Regions from separate parts of the Homo sapiens genome. Here region 2 is linked to region 1. A link is a loop called in an ENCODE intact Hi-C map of the cell type or tissue named here. Cell type or tissue: A673. All regions are shown on one strand. Each heading gives the region's core, and the rest is flanking DNA. Links, peaks and the distances in the headings are about the cores only.

Evidence for each region. A loop is a pair of places that touch in the nucleus more often than their neighbours do. Peaks named below come from ENCODE experiments on the same cell type or tissue, not always from the same donor. Only the 100,000 strongest peaks of a DNase experiment are listed, where the experiment ranks them.
Region 2: a loop joins it to region 1, with 7 times the contacts of the local background. A loop is called at or near these places in 12 of 110 quality-filtered maps.

Annotation. Positions count from the first base shown.
Region 1 is chr4:74,130,372-74,138,947 of GRCh38, forward strand. It overlaps LOC105377277 (a long non-coding RNA gene), which reads right to left and starts at 7,824. Exons shown (of 2, transcript XR_938878.2): 1 at 7,756-7,824. It also overlaps a transcript of MTHFD2L not described here. In A673, for the core only: a CTCF peak has its summit at 4,091 (motif pointing left); a DNase peak (open chromatin) is centred at 4,030.
Region 2 is chr4:73,569,167-73,577,742 of GRCh38, forward strand. RASSF6 (Ras association domain family member 6) reads right to left here. Exons shown (of 11, transcript NM_177532.5): 9 at 7,447-7,565; 10 at 7,244-7,341; 11 at 2,384-7,144. The coding sequence ends at 7,069. Among named protein-coding and RNA genes, the nearest start is that of RASSF6, 47 kb to the right of the region's middle. In A673, for the core only: a CTCF peak has its summit at 4,716 (motif pointing right); a DNase peak (open chromatin) is centred at 4,745.

The DNA of each region.
Region 1 (8,576 bases), core at 283-8,282:
GAAAAAGCTTATCCACCATGATCATGTCCGCTTCATTCCTGAGATGCAAGGCTGGTTCAAGATATGCAAAAAAATAAATGTAATTCATCACATAAACAGAACCAATGACAAAAACCACACGATTATCTCAATAGATGCAGAAAAGGCCTTCAATAAAATTCTGCACCCTTCCTGCTAAAAACTCTCAATACACTAGGTCTTGATGGAACAAATTTAAAAACAATAAGAGCTATTTATGACAAACCCACAGCCAATATCATACTGATTGGGCAAAAGCTGGAAGCATTCCCTTTGAAAACCGGCACAAGACAAGGATGCCCTCTCTCACCACTCCTATTCAACATAGTATTGGAAGTTCTGGCCAGGGCAATCAGGCAAGAGAAAGAAATAAAGGGTATTCAAATAGGAATAGAGGGAGTCAAATTGTCTCTATTTGCAAATGACATGATTATATATTCAGAAAACCCCATCATATCAGCCCAAAATCTCCTTAAGCTTTATCAGCAACTTCAGCAAAGTCTCAGGATACAAAATCAATGTGCGAAAATCACAAGCATTCCTATACACCAATAATAGACAAACAGAGAACTAAATCCTGAGTGAACTCCCATTCACAATTGCTACAAAAAGAATAAAATACCTAGGAATACAACTTACAAGGGATGTGAAGGACCCTTCAAGAAGAACTACAAACCGCTGCTCAAGGAAATGAGAGGACACAAACAAATGGAAAAACATTCTATGCTCATTGATAGGAAGAATCAATATTGTGAAAAAGGCCATACTGCCCAAAGTAATTTATAGATTCAATGCTATCCCATCAAGCTACCATTGACTTTCTTCACAGAATTAGAAAAAGCTACTTTAAATTTCATGTGGAAACAAAAAAGAGCCCATATAGCCCAGACAATCCTAAACAAACAGAAAAATGCTGCAAGCATCATGCTACCTGACTTCAAACTATATTACAAGTCCACAGTAATCAAAACAGCATGGTACTGGTAACAAAATAGATATACAGACCAATGGAACAGAACATAGGCCTCAGAAATAACACCACTCATCTACAACCATCTGATCTTTGACAAACGATAAAAATAAGCAATAGGGAAAGGATTCCTTATTTAATAAGTGGTGTTAGGAAAACTGGCTAGCCATATGCAGAAAACTGAAACTGGACCCCTTCCTCACACCTTAAACAAAAATTAACTCAAGATGGATTAAATACTTAAACATAAGGCCTAAAGCTATAAATGCCCAAGAAGAAAACCTAGGCAGTACCATTCAGGACACAGGCATGGGCAAAGTCTTCATGACTAAAACACCAAAAGCAATGGCAGCAAAAGCCAAAATTGACAAATGGGATCTAATTAACCTAAGGAGCTTCTGCACAGCAAAAGAAACTATCATCAGAGTGAACAGGCAACCTATAGAATGAGAGAAAAATTTTGCAATCTATCCATCTGACAAAGGGCTAATATCCAGGATCTACAAAGAACTTAAACAAATTTACAAGAAAAACAAACAAACATGCCCATCAAAAAGTGGGTGAAGGATGTGAACAGACACTTCTTAAAAGAAGACATTTATGCGGCCAAAAAAACATATATAAAAAGAAAGCTCATTATCACTGGTCATTAGAGAAATGCAAATCAAAACCACAATGAGATACCATCTCACACTAGTTAGAATGGCAATCATTAAAAAGTCAGGAAACAACAGATACTGAAGAGGAAGTGGAGAAATAGGGATGCTTTTATATTGTTGGTGGGAGAATAAATTAGTTCAGCCATTATGGAAGACAATGTAGCGATTCCTCAAGGATCTAGAACCAGAAATACCATTTGACCAGCAATCTCATTACTGGATATATACCCAAAGGATTATAAATCATTCTACTATAATCACACATGCACAGGTATGTTTCTTGCAGCACTATAGCAATAGCAAAGATGTCAAACCAACCCAAATACCCATCAATGATAGATTGGATAAAGAAAATGTGGCACATATACACCATGGAATACTATGCAGCCATAAAAAAGGATGAGTTCACATCCTTTGCAGAGACATGGGTGAAGCTAGAAACCATCATTCTCAGCAAACTAACACAAGAACAGAAAACCAAACACCACATGTTCTCACTCATAAGTGGGAGTTGAACAATGAGAACACATGGACACAGGGAGGGGAACATCACACACCAGGGCCTGTCAGAGGGTGGGGCGCTAAGGGAGGGACACCATTAGGAGAAGTACCTAATGTAGATGACGGGTTGATGGGTGCAGCAAACCACCATAGCACATGTATACCTATGTAACAAACCTGCACATTCTGCACATGTATCTCAGAACTTAAAGTATAATAATAATGAAAAAAATGCTCTACACTTTAACTCCACACCTCCCACAAACACTTTGAATTTTTATTATATCAGTTCGCATATTTTAAAAATATCTATTTTGAACAGGTTGTTGTCGCTATTATTGTTTTTGATAGATTTGTCTTTATAAGCTTCTTACTAGAGTTATGATTGGATTGCACACCACAATTAAATTATTAGCATATTCTGGGGTTGTGTTCATACTTAATTTTACCAGTGGGTTTTATACCTTGAAATATTTTCTTTTAGTTAGTACACTAATATGTTAGCATTTTTTAATTTCAGGTTGAAGAATTCCCTTTAGCATTTCTTGCAAGACGGGTCTAGTAGTGGTGAATTCTCTTAGCTTTTGTCTGTGAAAGACAATTTCTCTTTGTTAATGCTGCCCTATTTCCTTCTGGCCTACATGGTTTCCATTGTGAAGTCTGTTGCCAGATGAACTGGAGTTGCTTTGTTATTTTACTCTTTTGCTGCTTTCTGGATCTTCTCTTTGTCTTTGATATTTGAAAGTTCAATTATTATATGCCTTGGTTAGTGTTACTTGGGTTGAATCTGTTTGGTGTTCCCTGACCTTTCTATATCTAGATATTTCTGTCTTTCATGAGTTTTGGAAAGTGCTCTGTTATTATTTCTTAGGATAAGCTTTTCTCCCCTTGCTCTTGCTCAGCTCCCCCTTAAACACCAATAATTTTTAGATTTGGTCTTTTGAGGTAATTTTCTATATTTTAAAGGTGGCCTTCATTTCTTTTTATTGTTTTTTTCTTTTCTTTCTTTGGACTGTATTTTCTTAATAGCCAGTCTTTGAGCTCACTGATTCTTTTCTCTAACCCATTCTGTTATTGAGATCCTCTAAAGAGTGTTTCAATTCAGCAAATGTGGTTCTCCGTTCCAAGATTTCTGTTTCATTTTTAAATTATTATTTCAATTTTCTTGTTAAATTTCTCTGATAAGTATCTGAATTGTTTTTCTATGTTATCTTGTAGGTCACTGAGTTTCCTTAAAATTGCTATTTTGAATTCTTAGTTATAAAGTTCACATATCGGTTTTCTAATCCCAAAATGGCAGCATAGAAGCAAGCTTGCTTCTCTCCCCTCCACCAGAAACCAAAAAGAAATACACAGCAGCAAGATCTTCACCAGCAGCAACCCAGAGATCCTGTATGAGGATGAGACAGTTCCTGTAGGTACAGAGAAGTGGAAACATTCTGAGCAGATGGTAGGAGAACCAGATTCTACATCCATGAGGCCTCTTCCCTGCATTACACCAGGCATCAGCAGTATGAAAAATCTGCCCTCAACTCATGGTTTCTGCACTGAAAAACGTGAAATTGAGATTGTCAACCAGCTTTCCCATCTTCTTCGGTTTCCTGCCAGGAGACCTGCCTTTGCCTTAAACCACAGGTAGCACTGTGACTGCCTGGAGGGAGAAATGTCTGTGAAGGCTGGCAAAGACAAATAGGGAAGCCAGGACTACCATCCTCAGCCGTAAAAACTCCTTGTAACTTGACCAAAGGAGATGCCAAATCAGTAGAAATCATGTAGCAAGTATGTTCCACAAGTCCCCTGGGAACACACCCGTGGCCGGCCTTCCCACAGTGCTAGGGTAATCCCTTTGGTCCTCCTCCTTATGGGACAGGCAGTGCCATGGCCATTTGCAAAAGTCAAGGTAAACATAGGCTTATGGCGCCATCTAGAGCCGAAAACAAGGCAGCAAGCTGGCAGTTAAGATTCATAAGCAACTGTATTCAATAAAAACCAAACCAAACTAGACAGATAAAGCTGGACTAAATAATTATTAATACAAATACATAGATGTATACCCACAAGAAACAACAGCAAACATGGAACCATAACCTTCTAGACAAAGCAAAGTTCCAGCGACTGACCCTCCTGAGATGGCGATTTGTGAACTCTCTGACCAAGAATTCAAAACAGCTGTTTTAAGGAAACTTTGTTATCTCTAAGATAACACAGAAAAGCAACTCAGATATTTATCAGAGAAATTTAACAAGGAAATTGAAATAATGATAAGCAGAAATCTTGTAACTAAGAACTACATTTGCTGAACTAAGAAACTCTTCAGGGGATCTCAACCACAGAATAGGTCAAGCAGAGAAGAGAATCAATGAGCTCAAAGACTGGCTGTTAAAAAATAAACAGAGGAGAGAAAAGAAAAAAAGAATGAAAATGAGAGAAGGCCACTTACAAGATATAGAAAATTACCTCAAAGACAAAATCTAAAAATTATTGATGTTCAAGAGAGAGCAGAGCAGGAGCAAGGGTAGAAAGCTTATTCAAAGAAATAATAAGAGAATACTTTCCAAAACATGAGAAAGATATAAATATTCAGGTACAGGAAGGCCTTAGAGCATCACATTAGTCAAATAAGACTAATGAAGGTATTTACTAATCAAACTGTCAAAGATCAAGCATAAAGATAAAACTGTAATGGCAGCAAGAGAAAAGAAGCAAGCAGCATATAAAGGAGCTCCAAATCATCTTTAGCCAGAATAAGAAAAAAAGAGAGAAGACCCAAATAAATAAAAGTAGGAACAAAAATGGACACATGACAACTGAGACCTCAGAAATACTAAGAATCATTAGAAACAATTAGGAACCATTACATGCCAACAAATTGGAAAATATAGAAGAAATGGATAAATTCCTGGACACATGCAACCTACCAATATTGAACCATCAACAAATAGAAAACCTCAATAAGCCAATAATGAGTTATGAAATCAAAGCCATAATAAAAAGTCTCCCATCAAAGAAAAGCTCACGGCCTGATAACTTCACTGCTAAGTTCTACCAAACATTTAAAGAACTAATACCAATTCTATTCAAATACTTCAAAACGATTAAAGAGGAGAGAGGGAATACTTTCAAACTCATTCTACAAGGCCAGTGTTACTGTGATACCAAAACCAGACAAGGACACATTTTTTTTTTAAAGAAGCTAGAGGCCAATATCACCAGTGAACACAGATGTAAAAATCTTCAGCAAAATACTCATTTACCATTGTCAAGTAGAATTCATTCCAGAGATACAGGATGGTTCAACATATGCAAATCAATACATGTTATACACGACATTAACAGAATCGAGAATGAGAATCATATAATTATTTCAATAGATGCCATAAAGGTAAAGGCATTTGATAAAATTCAACATTCCTTTATGATAAAAATCCTCAACAAACTGGGCATAGAAGAAACATACCTGAAAATAATAAAAGCCATCTATGACAAACCCATAGCTAACAACACACTTAACAAGGAAAAATTGAAGGCCTTTCCTCTAAAGGCTAGACCAAGATAAGAATGCCCACTTTCACTATTATTTTGCTGTTATTCAATATAATACTGGAAGTCCTGGCCAGAGCAATTAGGTAAGAAAAAGAAATGAAGGAAAACCAAATTGGAAAGGTAGAAGTCAAATTAGCTTTGTTCATCTTATATGCAGAAAAACCTAAAGACTCTACCAAAAAAAACTGTTATAACTCATACAGGAATTTAGTAAAGTTGTAGGATACAAAATCAATGTACAAAAATTAGTAGTGTTTCTACACACCAAGACTGATCTAGCCAAAAATGAAGTCAAGAAGGCAATCTCATTTAAAACTACAAAGAATATGCAATACCTGGGAATCAATTGAAACCAAAGATGTGAAAGACCTACACAAGAAAAACTATAAAACTCTGGTGAAAGAAATAGAAGAAAGCACCAAAAAATTGGAAAAATATTCTCCGCTCATGGATTGGAAGACTTAATATTGTTAATATGACAATACTACCCCAAACAATTTCCAGACTCACTGCAATCCCCATCAAAATTCCAATGACATTCTTCACAGAAATGTTTTAAAAATCTGAAATTCATATGGAACTGCAAAAGATCCTAAATAGCCAAAGCAATCCTGAACAAAAAGAACAAAGCTGTATACATCACACTACCTGACTTCAAATCTATTACAAAGCTATAGTAACCAAAACAGTATGGTACTGGCATAAAAACAGACAGATAAATAAAACAGAATAATAATCTGGAAATAAATCCATGCATTTGCAGCCAATTCATCTTCAGCAAAGGCATTAAGAGCCTAAAATGGGGAAAGGTCAGCCTTTTCAATAGGTGGTGCTGAGAAAATTGGATAACTATATGCAGAAGAAAGAAACTAGACCCCTATCTCTCACCATACACAAAAATTAAATCAAAATGAATTAAAGACTTGAATCTAAGACCTAAAACCATGAACTACTAGAATAAAACTCTGAGGAAATACTTCAGGACAATGATCTGGACAAAGATTTCTTGTGTAACCTCTAAAGCACAGGCAACCAAAGCAAAAATAGACAATTGGGATTACATCAAACTATAAAACTTTTGAATAGCAAAGGAAACAATCAACAGAGTGAAGAAACAACCCAGAATGGGAAAAAACAATTGCAAGCTATTTATCTGACAAGGGATTAATAACTAGAGTATATAGAAATCTCAAACAATTCAATAGGAAAAAAATGTAAACCTTAATTTAAAAATGGACAACATGTCTGAATAGACACCTCTCAAAAGGAAATATACAAATGACTAACAGCTATATTAAAGTAATGCTCAACAGTACTATATATCAGAGAAATGCAAATTAAAACCACAATGAGATATCATCCCATCCCAGTTAAAATGGCTTGTATCAAAAAGATAGATAATAACAGATGCCGGCAAGGATGTGGAGAAAGGGGAATTCTCATACACAGTTGGTGGGAATTAGTACAGCCAGTACAGAAGATTGTACAGAGGTTCTTCAAAAAACTGAAAATAGAACTACCATATGATCTAGCTATTTCACTACTGGGTATATACATTTAAAAAATCAATATATCAAGAAGATATCTGCATTCCCATGTTTACTGCTGCATTATTCACAATAGGCAAAATATAGAATCAATTTAAGTGCCCATAAATGGAGGAATGGATAAAGAAAACGTGGTACATATACACAATGGAATATTATTCAATCATAAGACGTATGAAAGCCTGTCATGTTCAGCAACATGGATGGAACTTGAGATCACTATGTTAAGAGAAATAAGCCAAGCACAGACAAACAAATATGGCATGTTCTTGCTCTTGTGTGGGAGCTAAAAAAAGTGGATATCATGAAGATACAGATTGATGGTTACCAGAGACCAAGAATGGCAGTGGGAATGAGGGAAATAAGAGAGGGGGGAAAAATAATATAAATATATTTATTACCAATGAGCTTTACACTTAACAATGGTAAATTTTATACATAAATTTTATATATATATATATACACATACACTTTTTTATTTTAAGAAAAATAAATAAATAAGTAAATTCGGCCTTACCTTTCAAAAAAAAGTTGACATATCTCTGTCTTGTTAGGGTTAGACAATGGTTCCTTGCTTTGTCTGTTTGGGTTGGTCATGGCTCCTCCTTTGCTATTATTTCTTTTCGATGTACATCTATGTCTTTGCATTGAAGTATCAAATATTCCAGTCTTCTCTGTCTGGCTTTGTTACAGGCGGGTCTTTGTTGTTAGAGCTCCCAAGATGTGGCAGGCAGCTCCCAAGATGGGGGCGGGCTGCTCCCAATACGGCAGCAAACCTTTTGTCCTCTGACCTGGGGTTCTTGGCCTCACGGATTCCAAGGAATGGAACCTTGGGCCATGCGGTGAGTGTTACAACTCTATTAGAAGTCATGGGTCATGGTAGAGAACTGTGGAACCCAGCGACTAGTGTTAAGCTCAATTAGGACAAACCTGGGCACTTAACCATGCAGGAACAATGGCGAGCCTTTAGCCCGATCCAGAGCGGCAATGGGAACCTCGCTGGATCAGGAGCGCAGCAGACACCCTGCTGGATCCGGAGGAGTGGAAGTCAATGGAGGGTCTGGGAGGGCAGCAAACAGCAGTGGTGGATGGTGAGCAAAAGCTCAGCTCGAGTGTAAGAAACATGGACCAGAAGAGTGTTCAGTAGCAAGATTTAATGGAGTGAAAACAGAGCTCCCATACAATGGGAGGGGACCCAAAGCGGGTTGCCGCTCCCTGCTCAAATGCCTGGGTTTATATCCCAATCATTGTCCCTCCCTCTGTGCTCTCAGGCGATATAGATTTGACTATTTCTTTACCTCCTACTTTAGCCTAATTTGTATTTTAGTGAGCCGTCTT
Region 2 (8,576 bases), core at 369-8,368, 560 kb before region 1:
CTTTCAGTGATATGAAATTAAAACCAGGTATTTTGATTGCTCATCTGATTTTTGGTTCTTATGAAGGTTTTTTCTTTTTTTCTTTTTCTTTGTGTGTGTGTGTGTGTGTGTGTAAATCATTGTTAAATTTGGTGTTCCTGTTTGGTGGAGAAGAATGATGATTGGTGGAGGCTTCTATTTGGCCAATTTGTTCTGCCCTTCCCAGCTAAGTCTTAGACATTTTTCTATTTTGTGATCATATGTATTTAGGTTTTTACTTTTTTTTGTCTTTTTTTTTTCCTCACAAATGTAATTATTTGTTTGTTTGCTTTTCCTAAGGGTCCAAATGGATCAAAAAGTACTAGTGTCTATGGGGAGCTTAAATGATCCCAGAAAATGTCAATGTAGGATCTTTGATGAGATCTACACTTATTCTTATAAATCATCAAACATATCTAATATTCAAAATAAGAATCAACAAAATAAATTTTCAGGTGCTCACAAAGTTGCTCAAGAACACTGGCCAGTCTACACTGAAATTGTCCTTTCTTACCCAGCAGAGAAATCTAATTATTGTAACCCTCAGAAAACCCACCGTAATTACCCCTCTCTCTCAACAACAAGCTTTCTTCTTCTCAAGAGCAGAAACAGAAACATGAAATCAAACAGCTTTCAAAGGGCTCAGGTAGATGTGATGGGCTCTCACACCAAGCTGGGAATTGTCTGCCAAGTTTCCACAGTGAACAAAACCCTAAAAGCAACTTGGAGTTTTTGTCTATGCCAATACTGAAAATGTTTATTGCCAAACTGAATGAAATAAGCTTCATAATAAAGTTACCTTCCTAATCATAAGCTTCATAATAAAGTTACCTTCCTAAAGGTTTCACCTTTAATCTTTACCCTAAATATGTGATGCTGTATTGGCACCAATACAATATAATGCACTTAAATTAATTTGAGCTTGAAGTGATTATTTGTGATAGTACTTTTTTTCTTTGGAAATCTTTCTGCAAAAGACATAAAGAACTGATGGGTATCATTTGGACTTGTTTTTATTTTTCCAGATATTTTTGTATAAAAGATAAAGTAAAACTAAGTGCTTAAATAAATGAATTATTTTGATTAGAGAACTATAAAAAAATTAATTATCATTCTAATACCCTTTCCTTGAGTTTAATTATTTTTCCTCACTTCAGTGACTTCAACACATTCATATGCATTAGTGAATTAGATCCAATAAACATTTGCTGAGTACCTAATGCATTCAATACACTGTGCTAGATACTACAAGGAATAATACAAATATGAATATGATTTCACCAGATCACTAATGCATTTATACAAGATATAAGCACATAAAGAATTATAATAAAAGGCAAATTTCAAAATTCTGGTGTCACAAGAGCAGAGCTAACTGAAACTGTGGTACACAGGAGCTTGAGATCACACATTGTTACAGAGACCAGGAAAGGTAATGGAAGAAGGGACCCTAACCAGGGACTAGAAAATGGGAATGTTTCAACAGAAAGAGATGTGCTAAAGTGTGCAGTGTTTCAGGGAAGGCTGAGTGATTTAGTTTGGCTGGTTTTAAGACAAAAATGACATAGCTGTGGGCAGTAAGTCTTAGTAGAAGATAAGGCTACGATGGTGGTTGGGGAATATACTGAAGTTTAATTATAACATAGCTAATATTTATCACATTCTTATGTGCAAAGTGCCAGGCTTTACATGTGCTATTCTTGTAACTCCCCCAACTGTCCAATGAAGTAGGTACTATTATTCCACTTAAAAATGAGGACACATTTTAGAATGGCAGATTCGGGAAGCATAGTTCGGGGGAAGCCACAGATTATGGTGGTTAACTGTATGGCTTCTGGAGCCATAAGTTTAAATCCTACCTATTTCTTCTACTAAAAACCTTGGCAAATCTCCTAACTGCTCCATGGCTTACTTTCTTTATCTGTAGCATGAGGTTGAAAGAATAATTTCCTTATGGAATTGTAATGAATATTAAACGTAGTGCCCAGCAAATAAGTTGTTATTAGTTTGAACAATATGAAATCATTGCCTTTGTAGGTCAAATATTGGCAATTTCAAATGGCTCAATCTAATAGGTATTAGATGTTATTAATTTAGAAGACAAATGAATGTCATTGAAAGGTTTTGCCCTCTGTAACTACATCCTATTTCTTGTTCTTTCCCATATATATGCCTCCACCTAATAGTTATACCTGCTGTCTTTATCACTTCATCAATTGCATTGCAAGGGGCTTCTTTCCCCTTCAGTTTCAAAAACCAATCTAAATAGCCCTAAACCAAATTAAACAGTAATGACACCTAACTGAATATTTCATAGTAGAGCCAAGAGATAATAAAATATACCACTATATCAGGGAAAAACATATATATATATATAATGTTTAATATTTTTTCAGCTATGGGACCAGACTTGTAATAAGTAATACATACATATGGGGAATTTTATAAAAATATTTCAGATAATTCCTTCACTCATTCATTTATTCTTTCATTCACTTATTTATTCAATCAATTTTTATTGAGCACATCCTACGCACAAGACACAATATTAGGTACAGAAAAGCTATAAAGATAAATGTGACACATTCTTTACCATTAATAATAATATATATTATCTAAAATTTAATTTGAGCTAATATATAACTGACAATGAAATATTTGGACCACCTAAAACAAGGATAAATTATTCTGTGACAAGTTTATATTCTTGCATTATGCAAAAATGATTCGAAAATAAACTATTTTTTTCCCAGAAATTGTATGAGCTATACATTGCTATGTAACAAATTGCCCCAAATTTAGCGGCGTACTACAACAAACACTTCTTATCTCATACAGTTTCTGAGGATGAGGAATCCAGAATGGTTTCCTTGGGTTTTCTGGCTGAAGGTCTCTCATGAAATTACGGTCAAGCTATTAGACAGGGCTGCAGTCATCTGAAGGCTTGACTGAGGCTGGAAGATCTACTTCTAAAATGGCTGTTGACAGGAGGCCTCAATTCCCTGCTGGCATTTGATAGAAGGTCTCAGTTCTTCATCATGTAGGTCTTTCCAGGGCTGCTCAGGACATGGCAGTTGACTTCCCCCAGAGCAAGTGGTCCAAGAGAGAGCAAGGAGGAAGCCACAGTGACTTTTATGACCTACTTCAAAGTCTCACAGTCTCTTCCATTTTCCTGTATTAAAAGTAAGTCCCTAATTGCTAAAAGAGTACATTTTTAAATGTTCTCACCACAAAGAAATTATAAGAGGTTATGGATATGTTAATTAGCTTGATTTAATAATTCCATAATGTATACATATATAATAATATAATATTGTACCCCATAAATACATACAATTATTATTTGTCAATTAAAAATAAAATAAAAAGACGTAAGTCACTAAGTCCAGCCCATTTTCAGGATGAGGAAGATTAAGCTTCATCTCTTCAAAGGAGAAGAATCAGACTTTATGGATATAAAACTACCACAGAAGTGATGTTAATGTCTCATTTGAATAATTGATTTGAAATTTTTTGCATTTGGTAGAACTCTGTGCTTGCATGTGCTTGTTACTTTTTTGTTCATAAGTTTTAAATAATAACTTTACTATTTCCTGATGTAAAAAGTAACAAATATAAACTATAGAACACTTAATACAGATAGGGAAGTTAGAAAAACATGAATCACTCATAATTCTACAATGCAGATATAGCCATTTTTAACATGTTTTTATTTCTTGTGTGTATATATATGCAAATATTAGTGTTCACACACACAAATACATATATATATACACACACATACATATATAATATATATGCCTTAAGTACATAATAAATATTTTGGAACATGTGTATGTGTATATTCTTATTTAGATATATAAGAATTTACCCCTGTAATTAAAATTACTTGGAAACAGAATTTTAATGGCTACATAACAATATACAAATAAATGTTTATTTCCCTCTTTTTTTTTTTTTAGAGACGGAGTCTTGCTCTGTCGTCCAGGCTGGAGAGCAGTGGCGCCATCTCGGCTCATGCAACCTCCGCCTCCCGGGTTCAAGCGATTCTCCTGCCTCAGCCTCCCGAGTAGCTGGCATTATAGGTGCCTGCCATTGCACCCGGCTCATTTTTTGTATTTTTAGTAGAGGCAGGGTTTCACCATGTTGGCCAGGCTGGTCTCGAAATCCCAACCTCAAGTGATCCACCTACCTTGGCCTCCTAAAGTGCTGGGATTACAGGCGTGAGCCACCGTCCATGGCCTATTTCCCTCTTTCATCTTTTAAAATAATTTTCTGAACATTTAGGCTTTTTATTTCCTTTTGTCACAATAAATAACAATATAAAACATATCTTTGCAGAATGTCTTTGTATCTCTGGTTATTTTCATATGATAGGATCTTACAAGTAGAATTATAGGATAAACAGACTACTAAATTGCCTTCAAGAAAAATTATATCTATTTGTATTTTTACCAGAAGTTTGAGTCCCCATCTCATGGTGATTTATTGAGTATTTAATGTTATCATTTCTTAATCTTTGCTAATAGGCCAAAATGTGTATTTATTTATTTATTTTACTTTGTACTTCGGTGGCATGTCAGTTATTATTTTACTGTCTCTCAGCTCCACATTCACTGTTGGTTGCCCGCTCCGTGAAAATAGATATAGACTCTTGAAATGTTTCCTTTGCAGCTTGCATGATGGCATACTTTGTCAGTAGAGGGCGCTGGAGACACACTGCAAGAGGAAGGGGTCTTTCCTGATTCCTCCAGGCTGACAGGCCAGGCTACTGGAGAGCAGGCTTTTTTCCTTCACTACTTTGCCTGGAGTGGTTTCTGCAGTGCTGGTTGCCTGTAGGGTGCAGCTTTCTCCAGCATTTCTCCACTTGCTTCTCTAGCTTTTGCTTTGGGCAGTGGTGGTATAACCTGGAGCCACAGTGCAAGCCGGTCCTGAAGCTCCAATTGCTGCTCTCCATTTCTTCTCTTCAGCTGGGTGCACACTCATACAGAGGACCCTGCTGGGCTGGCCAACTACTGAGCCACTTGCCTGAGCTTTGTCTTGTGCAGTCTCGTCACACAAAGTTATGCTAGGTTCCTGCAAAGTAGGTCCCTCCGGCTCCTAATCCCAACAGTGCCTCGAACAGAACCCGTGACTCCTTCTTTGTGCTTACCCTTTGGCAAAGCCCCAAGTCCCTCTGCATATCTGCCCACCTGCCTCAGCTGGTCCACACCTAGGGGGTTGGCTGTACCAGCTTGTCCAGTATCTGTGGTCCTGCTCTGGCCTGGGCAAGCCAGCAAACTTCTCTCCAGTGGGCTGCAACCACACCTTCTCCAGTGAATTCTGAAACCCTCATTCCTGCCTTTCCTTGTTAGGATTCTTTCCCTCAGCCTTAGGGTACCTTCTCTTTTCATCTTTATTATTATTCTCCTATCATAGCTTAATTATTATTTATATTAAACTTTCCCTGTTTAAATTACTACCTTGTTTCTGTCTTCTGATTGATACAGACTAACACAGTTGTTCACTGTTAAGATACGACTTTTTTCATATACTTAGTGGCCATTTGCATTCTCTCTTCTGTGATTTTTCTTTTCATATCTACCTTTTTTTTCTATGTAAGACTTGGTTCTTCTCTTATACATTTCAGTCTATTGAAGACTAACCTTTTGTCATGTTCATGGCAGGTACATGACACTAGTTTTTTATAAGTATGTTGAATTTTAACTATTACATTTGCCTCATTTAAGTGAGATGAGACTATTTTCTTATTAATATTGACAGGTGAAAGAATAGCGATGCAAGCCTCTGGTTTACTCAGTAAGAGAGACTTCTTAGGCTTGAAAAGGCCATAGCACACTTTCACCTTCAACCAGTTTAGGTTTGGTAATACTGAGAAGTAATGCCTTTGTCTTAAAAATGTTTCATATTTTAATATTGTTAATCTTCCAGTTGGGTTTACTGCATATAATCTCATTCCTTAGTACATGTAATATGATCAATTTACTACAATGCTTATGAGGAATGCAAATGGAATTAGTTTACAGAATGAAAGAATGTTGCATATAATTCCATTTTAATACAGAATTTATAAATAAAATCATAGTTTATACTTATAGCATTTCTTCATTTTTAGTGTTTTTTTTTCAAGTGGGTTAAACAGATCTGTGAGTACCTTGAGAGTTGTCATGTAGAATAAGATGCTAAGAGGGCAGAGTTTGGGATTCCCTATGTAACTTCAGCTACAACAGCCTTGCTTTATCCATTGTATTCATTCAGCAACAAATAGGTATTTGTGGGCCAAGTCTTACTTTAGCCGATGTAATATGTCTATGTGATATAAACATTTTTTTGAAAAATAAATAAAGAAAAAGTTCAATTAACTTAAAAAAGAGCTTAAGAAAAGCTTTGAACTGATGAAAGGTCTTTCATCAGCAGAAGAGAGAGAATAAAAGGGCTGGGGGGAGGTTCAGAAAATTTCAATTAGGATTTCTTAACAGAGTCCATAATTTTTCCTTTCCAAAGGCCAGACAGCTCTGATGTTACAGATAGTCAGAAGTCAACAGGCCATTTAAGATAGTCCTAGATTTTATGAAAATGCCAGAGTTTTCAAGAAGCTACTGTCACTATCAGGTAGATTCCTTGATGGTGTAAGACTGTATTTCTTTTTCATTCCAAGAACTGGCAGCTTCTTTTTTCTGAGTCATTTCTGAATCCATTGATTATGTTTCAGTTCTCTTGAGAGTCCAAGCTAAATGAAGTTTAAACTGCTTATCTGAAGACACCATTTAAATTTGAGTTCATTACATGGTTTACTATAAAAGCTATTTGGCATATGCAGTATTCAAGCTTATTTCAGTTACTGAAACTAAACTCAAACTCATTTTGTCCAACTGTGAACCCTAATTAACCTCATCACTTCAAAAAGAAATGAGCTTTTTTTGACATTCAATTTTCTACGATTCAAGTCTCATATATGTTCGTATAAATGCAAGTACAGAACTTATGCATTCATCAAAGAGTAATATCTCTGAGTTTTTTGAAATGTTTTAGCAATAGAAGCTTGTACTGCTAAACTGTTGTCTCTGTTTTTATTACTAGTTTATTTTGAAGACATTTCAGTATAATCGCCTTTTCTTTATTGAATCTGAAAATGAGAAGAAGAAAGACTATTAAAAATTGGACATATTTTGTGCATTGGACATATTAAAGAACGGAGTATCCAATGTGCATGCTCTTGACTTACTTTGTTACTATTCTTTGAATCTCTCTTTTCTCTTCTTCATTTAATCTTTGAAGAATGGATTCCAAGAGAGAAAAGTGAAAGTTAATGTACTGAGCCACCTAAGAAAGAAGAAGAAGAAAAAAAAAAGAAAGCAGAACAATTATGCAAGAGGTGCTGAGTCAGGAGGGAAGCAAAAAACAGATTCAGGGTGATGGTATTCATACATCACTGCTAATTTCTTCTGCATCTTTATCCATGAGGAAAATGCGAGCATTCTTTTCAGAAGGTCCCTGTAGGAGCCTCTGCAGTAGCGGAATGTCTGTCTTCTTTAGTCGTCTTTGTTCTGCAGTGAAAACAAGAATCAACCACAATCAGAAGTTCATGCTGCAGGAAAAGAAGGAAGATAATTTTCCAATTTATTTTTCGTATTTAACTCACTTTGAAAAAAATAACACCTGCAACAGGAGGCAATTACTCAAAAAAGCAAATTGAAATTAAAACTTAAATGAACTTCTTTCTCTTACTGTATCTCAAGTTTTGATTAATGTCTCAAAGAACTCAGCCTTCCTTTGATTAGAGTGTTCAAACAAATCTCCGGTCTGATAGGCCTTTTATAAAGCAATATGCCTCAATAATTATTTAGGTTTCATTCCACCATTCCTTCATCCATACAACAAATATTTATTGGTTCTTTCCAAGTTGAGTTGATGTAATTCCATCTTTCTGGTTCTTCAGGTCCAAAACCATGTAATTATTTTCAATTCTTCCTTTGTCTCGCTCCACACCCAATTCTTGGCTCATCTTTAAAAATATATTCATGAGGTTTTTGAGATCAATAATATTCTTATTATTCATTCATCTGGGCTTAATCCATTCAGCCATGAAAATGAGATAGAGAAAGAAAATATCTTCCAATCTGGTGTGTTTCCAGAACTTCAAATTTCCAAAAGTTATAATATAAATACTCCTGCTACAAAAGTACTTATAGCTTTCTGTCAAAGTAGTTTCACATCTGGGATTTCATTTTTATCAGAATAAAGCATGAACAAAACATAGTGTCCTTATATTCATCTTATTTCCTCATTCTCTCCTTCACCTTGCTTACTTTCTTCAGAACAGTGAGAACTGTTCTCATTCCCTGAGCTGGACTTATCCCAGGAAAAGAGTCAAGAGAGAGTCTAGAACTCAAAAGCCCAGCCTCCCCACAATTAAAGTGATATTACCCATTCCTGTTCACATAGTGTCAGTGTTTACTGTTCTAATTCCTCTGCCATTTCTGAAGCAGTTGGGAGCCTTGACAACTTAGCTCCTCTCATCCACCCACCAGAATCCTCTTTTGACCTTCAGGTCCAAT